2 separate regions of the Mus musculus genome follow, and region 1 is linked to region 2. A link is a loop called in an ENCODE intact Hi-C map of the cell type or tissue named here. Cell type or tissue: left cerebral cortex. All regions are shown on one strand.

Evidence for each region. Peaks named below come from ENCODE experiments on the same cell type or tissue, not always from the same donor. Only the 100,000 strongest peaks of a DNase experiment are listed, where the experiment ranks them.
Region 1: it touches region 2 in a loop (9-fold over the local background); 6 of 42 quality-filtered maps call a loop at or near these places.

Annotation. Positions count from the first base shown.
Region 1 is chr2:63,448,225-63,456,224 of GRCm38, forward strand. No RefSeq gene overlaps it. Among named protein-coding and RNA genes, the nearest start is that of Gm23503, 20 kb to the left of the region's middle. In left cerebral cortex, CTCF peaks have their summits at 4,171 and 6,828; DNase peaks (open chromatin) are centred at 4,180, 4,863 and 6,562.
Region 2 is chr2:63,179,275-63,187,274 of GRCm38, forward strand. Kcnh7 (potassium voltage-gated channel, subfamily H (eag-related), member 7) reads right to left here and starts at 5,013. Exons shown (of 16, transcript NM_133207.2): 1 at 4,728-5,013; 2 at 2,782-3,012. The coding sequence starts at 4,803. Gm34110 (a long non-coding RNA gene) reads left to right here and starts at 4,429. Exons shown (of 3, transcript XR_866371.2): 1 at 4,429-5,028; 2 at 6,887-6,975. In left cerebral cortex, no CTCF peak of the experiment used is centred here; DNase peaks (open chromatin) are centred at 2,897, 4,428, 4,630, 4,887 and 3 more places; H3K4me3 peaks cover 5,076 bases; H3K27ac peaks cover 5,143 bases.

The sequences.
Region 1 (8,000 bases), 270 kb after region 2:
AAAGTCCCTTTAACTGTCATTGATAGAATCTCTAAATTTTTGTTAGTGTTTTAGTTCTTTTTAAAAAAAAAATAGAAGTCCCATTTCAGTGCATAAAAACAATTTTGTCATGTCCACTTTAATATATAATGCCTCTATTTGTCTTTTTATTCAAAATCAGCTATGACAGCTATATCAATTAGTATCTCATATTGTTTAAGGCTTCAGATTTCTTGGAATGTTGATTTTCACCCTTTGATTTTCAGCTTCTGGACATTGTTGCTAGATAATATTTTTGAGGAATTGATATTTGCTATTTTCTAATCAAGTCTGTTAGTCTGCATTTTTCTTATTGGAAAGTTGGACTTATTTACATTTAAGACTGTTCACAGAGAGAGACTTGCTATTTCTCATAGCTTCACAAGTTGAGGTTCTGATTGGTTGAAATGTTAGTTTTCTTCATCTTCCCCTGTTTGTATTAGCTTGCTGGTTTCTTCTGTTGGACACAAAAATTATCTCTTCTGTTCATCTATTCTTCTAAGAATGAAACATTCCCTGTTTTATTATGAATGAGACATGCTTTGTACCTGTATATTTTTTTTTACATTATTGCTTTAAGAAAATTTTTAAGTAATGCCAAGATAGTTGCAAAATGCATTAATGTATGCCTTTCTAGAAATGTTCTTATTGCTTTATCAGTTTTAGGAGAAAATTTTGTCAAGAACTCTTGGTTAACACATACTTAACTTCAAGGATTGAAATGTATCATTCCATAGAATATTTGGATTGTTAATGCAAGAGATTTTGTTATACTTATGTCCATATCTTTTTTCTGTGACAATGTTGGATATTATTTTTTTATCAGTTGTTTTTGCATCCTATGATAAAGCATGCAGATATTTTTCTAGTCTTAAATTTGTTTGAATTTCCAGATGCATCTTTTATTTACATATCTATTACAGTCTCTATATCTTGAAAATATATTTAAATGTGTTGAATAAATTGACCTTTGACTTTATCACAGAGCACTCTCCTACTCCATATATTCTTACCATTGGGCTCCTGGATGTATTTAAGACTCCTTGAGACATTTAATTATGCTCATTTCATTATTTTCCTCATTCATGTCATAAAGAATTATTATCCTGACTTCATCCTCCATCTCTAAAATCTATTCTTCTAATTTGTGTTGTTGGTTCATGATGAATTATGTTATCTTACATTTTATAATTGATTGATTTTTTTGATTAACTCATTTATTTTCAGAATTTATCATTTATTCTTTTCAGTCGCCCCATTTACTCACTGATTTTTTTCTTCAGATATTTTGGTTCATTTTTCGGAATAAATGTGTTTTCCAACTTTAACTATTTGCCCTTTCCCACTCTTCTATTTTCTTTCTTGTGATTATTTCTAGAGAGTTTGCTTTACCAGAAACTATGTTAGTGATGATATTTATGGGTAAAATTCCTGCACTTCCTCCCAATGATTAGCTAGAAATTCTAGGACTGGCTTGCAGTAGGAGACACTTATGTCCTGAATACGGCTCAGAGACAGTAATACAGGAGTAATTGCTTCAATTTGCCATGGTTTTCTTTTCAGCAGCCTGTACTTTTCCTCAAGGAACTCCTGTTACCATTTCTACAAGAAATCAATCTGAAGAGAAAGAAAATACAAGTTGGCAGAATGGCTATGGTACCTGGAATCCTGATGTTAGCAGCAATACCAATGGGTAGTGAAGACAGTAGATGAACAGAACATCATACTGCCCTTACCTTTCTCTTTCTCTTAACTACATCTATGCACTCACAGGGACAGGGTTTCTACCCTAGTAACATGATTGATAAGGAGGGCCTACTTGTGATGCAAATAGATGTCTGTGATAACTGCATGAAACAAATATGTAAAATAGCAAGTAAATAGAGAGTGGATATAATAGATTAGCAATGTATAGAAACCCAATTAATATTTATAATCAAGAAAACAGAAGTATAGAAAACATTAAAAGACTGCATATATCCAAATGTTCAATGGACCATCAGTTACAGATTACAATCTTCACAGAACTACTTGGCTTCAGAATCAACATCTGTTCAGGAAACTAAAGCACAATCCATATCAGGTACAGTTAAACAAGAAATGGTTTTATACACAGCAAGAAATTAGGGTTTGGAAACTAAAACCGAGCAGTTATCAGAGCAATGAATTCAGATTGAAAAATTGCAGTAAAAATGTAAATAAAAATAAAAGAATGAAAATCCTGTATTTCTTGAATGATGAAAGATAAAAATGGTAATAAAATAAAGATGCAAAGAAACAAATAAATATTTGTTAGAGTTTATTTTGTTCTTTTTAAAGTTAGACACTAAGGCATTGCATTAAATTTTCTGAGAATGGACTCAAAATATGACATGCAACTGAGTTAGTATAAAGTTTTGTGTGATTGTATCAAACACAGCTCAGTGAAATAGAGAAATAATCAGTATACTTTAACCTTCATTTGCATTTCAGAAAATAATTAAGACGAAGAAGATAGATACCAGATGTTCCATAAGATGGAAAATGCTGCATGCAAATTCAACTGAAGTGTGAGGTACATGAGTCTAGAGTTTGGACTGGTAATGATATTAATGAGGAGCTTACACAGTAAGTCAGCTATCAGCCAGGCTACTCATGACTTGGTTGCTGGACACTAAAATCTGCTGTTTAACTTTCTCTAAGACTATGTCAAAATGTACACAAACAAGAATTGAGAAAACAAATATAAGATTATAAAACCTAGGATTTTGAAAAAGATTACATTAAAAAATTATGGGAAATTAAATCACCTAAATTTTAGATTTCCCAGAGAGCCTGAATTACCCAAGAAAAGGCAATTGAGAAAATATAAACACTGCAGGGGAAAAAAAACTTTTACTTTTAATGTTATTTTATGTATAAGTTATTTTGTTATATTTATATTGTATATTTATTTAGAATCTATGTATTAGTATAGTTATCTGAAGTTATTTAAGGGGTTAAATGCTGAAACTAGACATGGTGTTCTGTATTTCTGAAACCCCATTAAAATATAGAATTATACCATTAAACTCTTCAGAAGAATTATCAATTTTAAGCACAAGTAGAAATCTGGAATTTATAAGACCATCTTGTTACATTGACTATTCCTTCCTACATGAATTAATTTTACATGGAAGTTATGCATTACAGCAGGCATTACAACACTGATAGGGTGACTATAATGCTATATAAATAGTACTATAGCTAGAGGTGATTGATAATCTCATGGTAATTGCCATTAGAAAGACAGGCTCTGCATGGCTTTGCATATAAATTATATGGATTATATAATAATTGAAAAATGACACAATATATTTTGTGAATTAGGGAATATCAATGAGAAGATCAAATAGGTATTATACATTTTCATATATCTTCAAAAGTTTAAACACAATTATAAATAAAATAATTATAAATTATTTTACCTATTAAGAAGTATGGTGGAAAGCCGGGCGTGTTGGTGCATGCCTTTAATCCCAGCACTCAGGAGGCAGAGGCAGACAGATTTCTGAGTTCGAGGCCAGCCTGGTCTACAAAGTGAGTTCCAGGGCTATACAGAGAAACCCTGTCTCGAAAAACCACAAAAAAAAAAAGTGTGGTTGAAAAGATGAAGTGTGTAACAGGTCATCTAGCACACATTTTGTTCTTGGTTCAGTCATCATCTCATGAGCATAGTCAGCTTATCTGAACGAAATTTGGTTTTGTTTGTGCAGAATGTGAGTTATTATTTATAACTGATAATTATGTAGCTTGTAATTGTCATGTGTAACTTTAAATTTTAATGTAAAATAGTATTAATTATTCACATGCAAAAAACTTTAAGATTTGAAGTATATTTGCTAATTGCAGAAAATTACAATATTATTAATGTTGACTTACTGTTTCATGGGAAAATGGTATAGAAAAACCACACAAGTCTAAAATGTGAAACAAATCCCCTCTTAGATATAACAATACAAGATTGGTTCAATGGCATCAAAAATAATTAATTAAAAATAGCTTATCCAAGCAACATTCTCCCATGTTCCCCAGCACAAAGACAAATAAAATCAGCACATCACATACCACCCATCCCTGTAGCCTAAAAATCAGAAAGAAGAGGGCAAGAATTGAAGAAAGGGTATTTGCATACCATCTAGTGGTGGCTTTCAAAAATGGCAAGTTGTTCAAACAAATTTCTTCATAGGAATCTAGTACATTCACAAACCTGTCAATTCGCATCTGGAAAAATAAGAGATAGAAAGTAGCAGCATTCACTTTTGACATCCAAACACCATCATAATTTATACATTATTACTTCACACTTAGACTTAGTAAAAGACAAAACTTTATGACTTTACAGTTGTCACAATCTTTGCTAACTGCTTGAGCTTAACACCATATTAATAGAGAATGTCCCTTTGCTTGATAATTTTTTTAAGTTGAAACAAAGTTTCTATATCTCTTAACAGTAGACAAGGAACATTTTATTTTGCCTCTACAAAATAGGTTAGGATCCTGATTTTGTCACATCCATCTCTGGTACATATATGAAGATAGCAGCTAAATGACTATGCCTACTAATTTTTGTAAGTGGTAACAGGCTAATTTGTGATTTAATTACATGGGTTATTACCTTAACCATTAATGTTTAAATAAGAGGAGCTCAGGAGTGTGGGTTTTCTTTAGATGGACCCTAGTCAGAAGTGCTCTGTTCTTTGAGAGCATCATAGTCATCATTCCCAAAGCCAGCACAGAAGGTATAAAAAGTCTCCAGAAGGCATGACTTCCTGATAAACACAGTGTGGCAAGAGGGAGGCATCTGTGGCACTGCAGTTGGCAGGAACAATGCTGTCTGTCCCCTCATGCCAGAGAACACTCAGAGGAGATGGGGAATTCCTAGCATATTCACTTGGAATGTGTCAAGCTTTGAAAGGCAAACTGAATTTTGTGACAAAAATAGAATGGTGTACATTAGCAGAGCCCTCGGTTGGGAGCCCATATAATTGAAAGAGAATCCATGGTAAGGATGAATTAATTGGCAAGGTAAAGCTTGAAGGACAGAAGGTGGTTTTATGTACTTTCTTTTTCTTCTCAGAGATCTTACTATGGTTGAAGGAGAGAAAATAATGTATGCATATGGTCCTTCGACTTTGTGATCGGGACTGTGGGCAACTGAATTTTTATTTCATTGATTATTGCTTCCTTCAATTGTTAGAAACATGTGAATTAGTAATCATTATTCAGTGATTTGAATAAAGCCCCACTAATGTGTAGCATTTCTAGTAATGGAAATTTTGTAGTGCAGTAGTGGAATTCTACTTTATGTTCATACAGAGTTTGCCCGGGAAATTGGGTTACACATAAACAAAGGCCGGCGGTTTGGTGTATTTTGGGGTAAACATCTTCCAGAAATGAAAAACTAAAACCAGGGATTTTTCAAAATATCTTCAGAGAAAAAAAGTGAAAGATAAGAAAAAATAATAACTCAAGGTACCAAGACTTATTTTTACTATGGCATGCTCTTACAATGCTCACAATGTGAACAACTAGCTCTCAGTCATGTTGATAATTCCCCCCCAAAATAATGCATAATAAATTCATCTCTAAATTGTCCCACTGACCAGGAAAGGGGACTGGAGGATGGAGAGAAGAGAGGAAGTGAAGTAAGAATTTTACTCTAAAAACTTTCGAGACAAGGAAGTTCGGAGACATAAAATGGAAGATCTGGGCTTCACTTTTGCTTTTAAAATGTGTGAAATGAGCAAATCCCCACCGACTGAAGGAACCAAAGGAGCCTAAGAACACCCTATGTTCACCAAGAGCCCTCATATACTCTCTGACCCCAGTGATATCTACATGTACAAGGAAACGGTCCTCCATCTTAGGGATTTCAGAAATAGTTAAAGAAATGAAACTGGGTTGGATTTCCATGTTATTTTATTTTCCTCTGTGTTTTAACAAAAGATAGTTACTAATCGGTTTCAGGAATTGAGACTGGGTCCTACCATAACCAAGCTTCATGACTATTGACTTTGAAAATCCAACCAGAGCTTAATTTTCCAGTCAAAATCGGGAAGAATAAGTTTTACTGTGTCGATTTGAGACTTTGTAAAAATAATAAGAGATCAAGTGCATGAGAGCACTGCTCAGATTCAAGGGCGTTTTTCCAATATGAGTAAGTATCCTCACATGCCACTTCAGCCTTCTGCTCTCTACTGTGGCTTTGATACACAAGAGTTTGTTTGCTACATTTCATTGGGGGGGTGGGGGGAGGTCCTTCCAATCTTTCTCCTCCTAAAATTCATTTAACCACACAACTGAAGCTTTCTTGTCTACAATGTCAGAAACATCCCTTTCACTCTGGTTTTTCTCACTCACTAAACATCAAAGATCAGTAAACACACTGTGGCATGTCCGGCTGGGGCTTTACCCTGTTCCAGAAGTAAGTGTTTGGGCGCCATTTAGGGGGTTTCCTTGGCACCGAAACTGGACATGTGACAGACTGAAAAACTCTGTTCAACGCCTACGGTGTCGAACATTCCACATTCTAAAAATGGAGCTGGAAACCATCCCAGATTGTACATCTGCCTCTCTGATTTACACCTCCGGAGATAAGACTGAGCAGGGAAAAGAAGAGAGGCTTTAATGAACTGCTTGGAACTCTTACTGGCTCTGGGGGAGGGGGGGCAGGCAGGGAATGGGATTTTCAGCACACAACAAGACCTAGCAGCAGGGGGGCTGGGTGGTAAACAAACACACAGGCCTTCAATTTCAGTGGTGTCCAAAGGACACCTTGTGTTCTAATGGTGACAATACACCCCTCCCCGTTTCCTAATTAAATTAGTTTATTGACAAGTTCATACATGTATGAAAACATTTTCTGCCTACTACCTCCCCACCCCTTATCTCCCTCCCACCTAATCAGCCATTCTGTTTCCCTCCTTGTGTTTTACCCAGATTCATGACATTTGAATTCCTTGTGACAACCTCCATTTAGTTTAATCAAGGTCATCAGAGAAACAATTTTTGTCTTTCTTATTTTTATCAGCCTTTCTAAAATGTCTCTTATGTCTCAAGTTGGATATTCACAAAATCCTTATTTGTTTATCAAGTGTGGTCCAGGTATGAGTGAGGACTACATTATTGCAAACATTGAGACTTTTGTATTCTTTGACCGTGAATATTAACTCAGGAGAAATAGTACTTTAGTTGGAATCAAATGTTTGCCTAGAAATAAAATTACTAACACTTTAAAATCTGCATTAAAGTGCTGGCAAGAACATATGAATTCTAAGTTGACTGTAATGAAAATGTCCAATGTTTGTATAAAGTAACTTGACACTGTTCTGCCTTAATTAATGGCCTTACTTAGTGAGCTACTTTTGTAGTATAAGGTTTGAAAATAATAATCTGTTACTTGATCTCGGGGACTGACATCTTTAATGTGGAGAACTTTCATGTGGCATATCCTAACTTATAGCATAGCATAAACTATGATTGTCCAAGTCAGAAGTTTCTCTTTATTCTTCCAATTGTTCTGAACTTGCTATCTGTTAATGCAAAAGCGTCCATGATCTGTGCATTATAGTGGGAAAATGCTTATTCTTACTTTGCTACTTCATATCTGAAATTTAGCTTGTCTGTCAACATCCAATGTGTGTTGAGAATCCCACTATTGCCAGCCTTTGTCACAAACAGATCAGATATGTTCAGTACAGCTTATAGTAGTTACAGAATTAAAAGAATCATATGGATTCTTATTTTCTTGAAGTTAGAACAGTTTTTCAAATAGGATGATTATTGAAAAATCAATATACGTTGTTATTTAGTGAATTAAAAAGCACACCCATGTTGATTTTTTATACTACAGAATTTTATTATATGTATTTAGGCTCACCGATATCTGCTATGTATTTTATTTTATGCATTTCAAATTCTGGAAAACGGATGATAACATTGCCTGGAAGACCAGCCCCATA
Region 2 (8,000 bases):
CCCCTGCTCAGCAAGCCAATGAGGCACTTCAAAAAGCAAGCTTTCAAAAATAATGGTTCACTCCTCAGATATTTTGATGCTTAAACGTATTTTGTTGATCCATCATGAATGAATGGAAAGCACAGAATATAGGAACACTTCCTCACTTTCTCATCGTGAGATACATATATATATATATATGACTGAATTGCTGAATTAATAAAATAGGAAGCATTTACTGAATAGAATCAAGAATAAAAAAAAAACAACAAAAATACAAGTGATTGAAGTAGATGAACTTAGTTAAAAGGCATTAAGGAAACATTAAGAAACAAACCAATGAAAATATTTCTATGTTGTGTTTTTCTTCTGTCTGTCTGCTTTTATAAATATAAAGTGGCCTGCAGCAGGTCAATAAGAGGTGAGACTATCAAAGCATTTGGGTCTCATAAGCTTTTACTGATTTTATAGCTGTCGTGTGAATAAACCAACAAACTCTCAAAATTAAGCCATCCACTAGTTTATTGGATCCCAAGAAGGGAAATATATCTCTATCTTAACCGTCTTCCAGGGGATCTGAGTTAATAACCTTTCCTTGGGGGGAAAAATCCGTGAGTTCATCTATTTATTTCCTCTACTAACTAAAGCTAAGTAGACAGTTTCTTGTTGACTCTAAAGAGGCGCTACTCCTTAGAAGCGTGCCATACCTGAAAACATCAATAAAGACAAAATTTGTATGAAAAAATAACATATCTATATTTCCACAAACTTCCAAAGGTTCCTTGTACAAAATTCTCTCTAGTCTCTCTGTCTCTCTCTGCCTCTCTCTGTCTCTCTCTGTCTCTCTGTCTCGCTCTCTCTCTCTTCTCTCCCCTCCCCCTCAAAATTCATATAGCTAAGCAAAGCATTCAGACATACATTTGCAATGGGCAATACGCTGACAACTTTACTGCAGGCTTGTAACCAACAGGTTTGTGCTTCTCTATAAATTTCCTCTTGAAAATTGTTCTGAGCTCATCTTTTCAGTTATAGTGAATGAAGTGATGAGTGTCCAAAATTCCACATTTTAGTTTCAATACAATAGATAGAATTGTTATTTAAAACCAAAAATTTGCTTAGCAGCTCACTGGCTTAACTAGAGTAGTACTTTAACTTTTTTAAAGATGAAAACATTCTGAAGCAATCTTGAAAATATAACAACAATTATGTCTGCCAAGCCTTAAACAACCATGATGTAGACCATGTCAACATCCTCTGGAACATTTAGAGAAGAAATAACCTACATTTCAAAGAAATTCTTAAAATTTCAAAAGGCATACTTCTTGGAACAAAATAGGCAAAAGAGATAAGGTGCAGTGCTTTGTGATAGTCTCTGTGAAGCAGTATCTCTAACAATGAAGCAATTGGGCTATTTATAATATACAATGCTACTGAGCGGAAAATAAGAGTGAACTGGGAAGAACTTACAGCTCAATTCCTTTGCTCTCTGATAATCATATAATTGCCTTCATTCCAGAGCAATATAAAGTCATACAAACCTGCCTTTCCAGTAATACTCGATTGCAATTCCCACTCAAGTGCAAGTTCATAGGATGGAGAAAAATCCAGTAATTAAGAACTGTACATTTCTTACTTTGAAACATTTAATTACAAGAAAATAAGACAAAGAATTAACCTTTCTTTTGCTATTTTTTTCTCTGTAGTTTTCAAATAATAAGTCATAATCCGGTGTAGCCTATAGGATAGCATGCATTGCCAAGCTTAAGGGTTTTCTAAAAGTCTGAGCAGATTCTCCTCACCCTCATTAATTTTTGTAAATAAAACAGCAAAATAGATGATGCAATATTGGCAAAATAACCTACAATGTACTTGTTTTCTACAAATGTTTTACTAAATGGGTAATTTACATGTGTAGATGTGAGACTACAACTATGCTTTAAAGTGAATTATGTGAGTATTCATATAGACTAACCTATTTATATTCAGTTATTTATATCTGAATATATATGTGTGTTCACATGCATGCATGCATGTGCACATTCATATGTGTATGCTACAATGTAAATGCATGCACATTGTTCCCAGGGAAAGGCTATAAGAAAGTAGTGTGTCCTTGAGCTTGAAATACTAGTCTTAATTTTAATACTAATAACTTAACAACTTAACAAGTGAATATTAATAACTGCACATTCAGAGCTCCTTTTCTGTATTTCTTACAAGTAATGTCTTCTACATCTCTTATTTTATAACAACTGCATGGAACCAAGTTTAGTCACTCAGTTGTAGAGGTTTTTATAAACTGTACCTAATCTTCTCTAAAAACAGTTGAAAGACACAAAAGTACCAACAACCAACACTTTAAAAGCCAAGATACACTTATCACTGCACCAATGTTCATTTCAGATTACACTGTTTTAATGAAGACCGTGGTAATATATTCAATGTCAGGCAGATAGTATGTACCGACTCACACTATGCATGAAAAATGCAAACAGTGAGTTACTAATTCTCACACCACTCCCTTGAAAAGTGTCAGGGGTGACTTATGGCATTTTCGTCCTTGGTGACATTAAGTTACTGCACCTCTACAGAGTTCAAACAAGGTATGCTTACACAAAGAAGAAGTTTTGTCACTGGTCAAATAAGAACATTCATACTTCTCAGATACTGAGACTTTACATGTAAAAAAAAATTCCATCTACAATTAATTATGTGAGGTTTCGTCTGCATATGAACTTTTGGTAATCGGAATTTCACTACAAGGGAATCAAATAGAAGGAATCCTAGCTGGATCCACATTACCATTCTTGTGATAGTAGGTGACCTCCACTTTCCTCTCCTCTGACCCCAGCAGCGCCTGGGCAATCTGGGCAATATCATGCCTCTTGGTCTCAGGCCCATGGAGAAAGTCACAGGTACACGGCTTCTGCATGACATCTGGCCTGGAGAAACCCGTCATCTCACAGAAGCCATCATTGCAGTAGATGATAGCACAGTTCTGCACTCTGGCATTTGCAATGATAAATTTTTTATCTGCAACAAGAAGATGGTAGGACATCTCTTTTAAAATCTTCCCAAAGGTTCTCACAAACACTAAAGCCATTTGTTGCATAACGAGGGTCAGAAATACAGTGGCTTCCCCCAAATGCCAATCATTTAGACCTTTCCAAGAGAATTACAAAAATCACACACACACACACACACACACACACACACACACACACCCCTATACAAACTTGAGGTGTGAGATCTGTGGAAATACGTGATTTAATACAAGAAATTAAGACAATTTCTCTTCAATTGCAAGAACAGAAATTTCCAAGTTGCCTAGTTCTCAAGCTCTTTGAGTCCCAGGAGGTCCTGGTGGACACACTGACAAGCAGTTTGCCAATGGATAATTCTAGAATGCCATTTAGTTGAATGATAAAAATTTCTTAAATTAGAAAATTAAAACATTCTGTAACTGCCAGGTTTCTCACTTCAACTTTGACTGGACCTTAGAATGCAACTATCTTAAAGTACCTTATTTTTAGATTTGCTTTTACTTGATTTCTATAAGGAAGGCATATGGTTTTCTTTTTTTTTAAATACATGCTTATATTTTTTAAGACACTTATCTTTAGCAATGAAATGACTCCACATTTATTAACAATAAATAAAATAAACCTTCATACTTTCATAATGTTCAATTCCAAAAGATAAAAAGAAAATGCACACTATACAGTTTGAATAGTGATAGAAAACAGTTTTTAAACTTTCTGTTTGGAACAAGCTATAATTTTATGTAATAGATATTTTAATTCAAGTCACATTAGGTGTGATAACAAGTTATATTTGCTATTTCCATAAAGAATATGGAACAGAATAGAGAAGTTAATGTTGTTCACAGGTACCAGATCTTCACATCACTAAGTGCAGTACTGGAGAAACATATAATGTATGCAACATAAATGCACGCTGAGGTAGATTTAGTGCAGAATACAAATGGATAACTACAGGATTTTAAATTATTATATTTATAGAAAATAATTCCTGGTGGCTTGCTTACATGAGTACAGAAATTTTTTTTCTACATTCAATCTCTGTGGGATTTACAGACTGCCCTTCAATTTTTAAATTTCTACACCTTATATTTAGGGAGCGACAAAGAGACACAAATACGGTTTTTCAGTAGTGAGCTGCTTGCACTCAAACCAGTCCACTGCTCACCAAATTATTCTTTTGCGTCTATTTTCAGTTTCCGTACAAAGTTCAGTTTTAAGAGCCAACTAACATCAAGCAAACAGCATCCTTGACATTCCACAGCCCAGCAGTTTACCAGCAGAAAACAGTTTGCATAGCTGTTGGCATCGCCACTACCATTTACATGTTCTTGTTTCCAGCCTATAGTCGGTTCTGCTCCTGACTTTACAAAGTCTGCCACAGAAAAAGCTTTAGAATACAAGCCCATGTTTTACCAGCACGTTCCCTTTAAGGTAGTAGACTAGTAGGGCATGAAGTAGCAAGGCAGATAATGGAGCAGTGGGAGAGGAGGATCAAATTGCCTTGTACAATGGAGTCCATAATATAAAATGTAAATCCAAATTAATATTAGAACACCCCCGCTGCCATCTGAACTGCCTGCCTGGCTTTCCCAGCCTCTAACTTGACAACCTGGAGTTGTCCATCCCTCTAGCTTGGAAGTGACGGACGCCAAGTGCTCTACCAAAGCAGAAAGCGAGCGACAGGGAGAGAACAAACGAACTTACTCTGCCCTTCAAATTTCCGTATGATGGTCCCCAGGAAGGTGTTTTGCGGTGCCACATGCCCCCTGCGAACAGGCATGTTGCCCCGGGTCTTCGCCGAGCGCTCCGAGCTCAGAGTTCTCCCGGGATGTCTCCCGGGCTAGAGCCCAGGCCGGCGCGCAAGCCGCTCTTTGTGGCAGCGCATCTTCTTTGGGGAGCAGAAATCTCTTCCCATTAGCACCACTTCGAGACACCCGCGTTCTCCGCCGAAGTCCAATCCATCCCGCTCACCTTCCGGAGGGGGCCTCGCACCGGCCTGCGTCGAGTGAGAGGCTTGGGGGCGGGGAGGGGAGGAGGCGGGGTGCGGGAGGTGGCGGAGGAGGGCCGAGGAACGCGGGGGGCGGGCTGGGCTGGGGTGGCGGGGCGGGGAGTCACAAGGGCAATCGATCTGTTTCTCTTCTCCCAAACAGCGCCAATTTCTCAGTGCAAATGGGCTTAACCTGGCTGTTGCCCAGAGCCCCAAGGATTGCTGGTGGGCGGGGGTGGGGTAGGGTGGAAGACTTGTGCGCCTTTTGCAGGAAGGGAAAAAAGAAAAGGAGGCAGGGTGGGGGTTGACGTTACTGTCCCCGCCCTCTCCCCCTACACACACACACACACACACACACACACACACACACACACACACACAGCCTTTATCCTGGGAGCTTGGGCGCCGCCAGAGCTCGGGTTACTCAAGCGTGCCTTATCGGAAGGCAGCCAAGAAATCTCCCAAACTCAGTGATAAAACAGCTACTCTGGGAAGGTGATCTCCATGGCCACTAGCCACAGGGCTCCATCCTTAAGGGATTCACACTATGGTAGCTAACACGCCCTCAGTTGCAAAGAAAAGACAGGTGGGAAGCCAGCCCAGCCCTTTAATGAGTGCTTCTAGGCTCTGCTGGCGCTCGGGATGCTGAAGATCGAAGATGAGCCACCTAAGAGTGCAGGTACAATTTCAGGGTTCAGCTCTGACCCTGACACCCTCAGGGGTGGTCTCTGAATAAAGCCAGGACTATCCAAAGCACCGCTGAGCATACCGGGTTTCCCCAAGGGAGTCCCAGAGGAGTTGCAATGATGAGGGTGACTGGGTCTCCCTTGTGCTAGAGGTTGACAGAACGATGTTAAGGCCAAAGATTGTGTAAGCAAATGGTACAAAACAAGCCCAGAGTTTGAAAAGGGTGAGGCTGAGCGCCTGGGAGAAGGAACAAAAGGTGGGTGGGGCTAGGAGTTCCCTGCCTTCAAGTGACCTCCCTTGTTAATTACCTCCTAAACCCAGTAGCCAAATTCCTTCTGTTTTCTCACCTTTGCTAAGGGAGTACTTGCATAAGACAGAGTTCCAAGGGAAACATTGAGACCTCTTCCTTTTAGCTTCACAGAGGCTTCCCATGTGGGAATCTCTTCCTGATTATACATGCACTTTGTTTGGTTCATATGTTCCTGGAGACTTAAGGCAAGCTGTGCTAAGGAAACATCTTTTCAAAGTAGATTTTTCCAGGTTTCTTCTCCTCTCCTCTTACTTCTCTCCCTTCATTTATGTAGTCAGCTTTAATAGCTCTATCCACGCCCCTTTTTGTAAGTATTTTCGGTCACCATTTCAATCTGCAAAAGAGAACTTAGACAAATCTCTTGTTTCTGGCTGTCAATAAAGGCCCACAGACTTTCATAAGGACATATAGCTGCATGGATGAGGGTCGCTGATAGATCAGGGTGCAGCCCATAGTCCTGCTTTGTCTACATCAGTAGGGTTCACATTATCTCAGTTATACCTCAAATATGAAGTGAAATAATCAGAGTGGGGCTAAGTGACAAGAGGCAATGTTCACTTAGGAGGGTGAACATATATTGTGGTAAAGAAGGTATATTGTGAGATTCACACAACACTTTTTTATATTTTAGAAAACTACACCCCCAAATTCTAAATAAAAACAAGAACCGAAGAAATTCTAACTGTTTTCATTGAAAGTATTGAAAACAAATCCAAAGGAAGACAGTGCCTGGAAAAGTTCAATTTTCTAGTTATTAGCTTGATTTTTCTTGACTCTGTGCAGTTGTGTCCATTGAAATATTGAGGACACACTTTTCTGATACATGGTTTCTTTTCTTTTTTCCGTGTAGGTAGATTATTTAGTGTTTTTCTTCCCTAGATGCAGCTGTGCTTGCAAGAACCATTCCTGGTTTCAGAAGCTAAAAATGTATGGAGCTATCCGTGGTGCTGATTCTTAGACTGCCATTAGTGAGTATTCATTGAGGATGCCAACCAATGACAGTGGAACTGCAAACTCAGTCAAGTGGCTGTTAAGACACAAAACCCTGATCTTAGTCACCAAATGCCTAGAAAAACACAAGTTGCTATTTTTGAGACATTTCTTAAACACCTTCCCATTTTACTTAGCTTTTAAACTAAACTCAAGTTCACATTACCCACCAAATCAAGGACTCCAGAGGAGAAAAGAATACAGTGTGTGGATTGTAAGTTTTCCGTATAAAGTTTCATTGCCTATAAGGTTTCGTGACACAATAATACAAGAGCAAATTATAACAAAGCAACATGGCTGGCTAATACATTTTAAATGACTTGCCAGCTCAGAAAATGAGAACCACTTTAAGGTAATAACCATTCCCATTGTATTTTGTAAAAACAAACGTTTTCTCTACTACAGGATACGAAGATTTGACATGCAGAAGTTTACTGTGTAATGTTTCTGCTTATGATTGAATATTTTCTCTTTAGGTAAAACTCTCAGAGCATCTATTAGGATTAGTTAATGAAATACATGATAAGTTTCCATAGCCCATGTAAGATATAAGTGAGATTATAGGCTTCACATTGTCTTCAACACATTTAACAAAGATCAGTTCTATTCATGAGGCTATGTAAAATCATAGAATGTTCTTCAAGAGGAAAAATGGAATTCTGTTCTCTAGAATATTTTCTCTTTAGGTAAAACTCTCAGAGTGTCTATTAGGATTAGTTAATGAAATACATGATAAGTTTCCAAAGCCCGTGTAATATATAAGTAAGATTATAGGCTTCATATTTCCTTAGATACATTTAACTAAGATCAGTTCTATTCATGAGGCTATGTAAAGTCATATAACATTCCATAATCTATGCATTGTAATTGATTGATTTGAACAGAAGATTAAAGGTATCCTGTTTCTAAATTATCCCAGTAATTGTGTTCATGCATTATATATTGGCACAGTGGAGACAAGTATATTAATCTATGCCCACCCAATAATAGAATAAAACCAGAG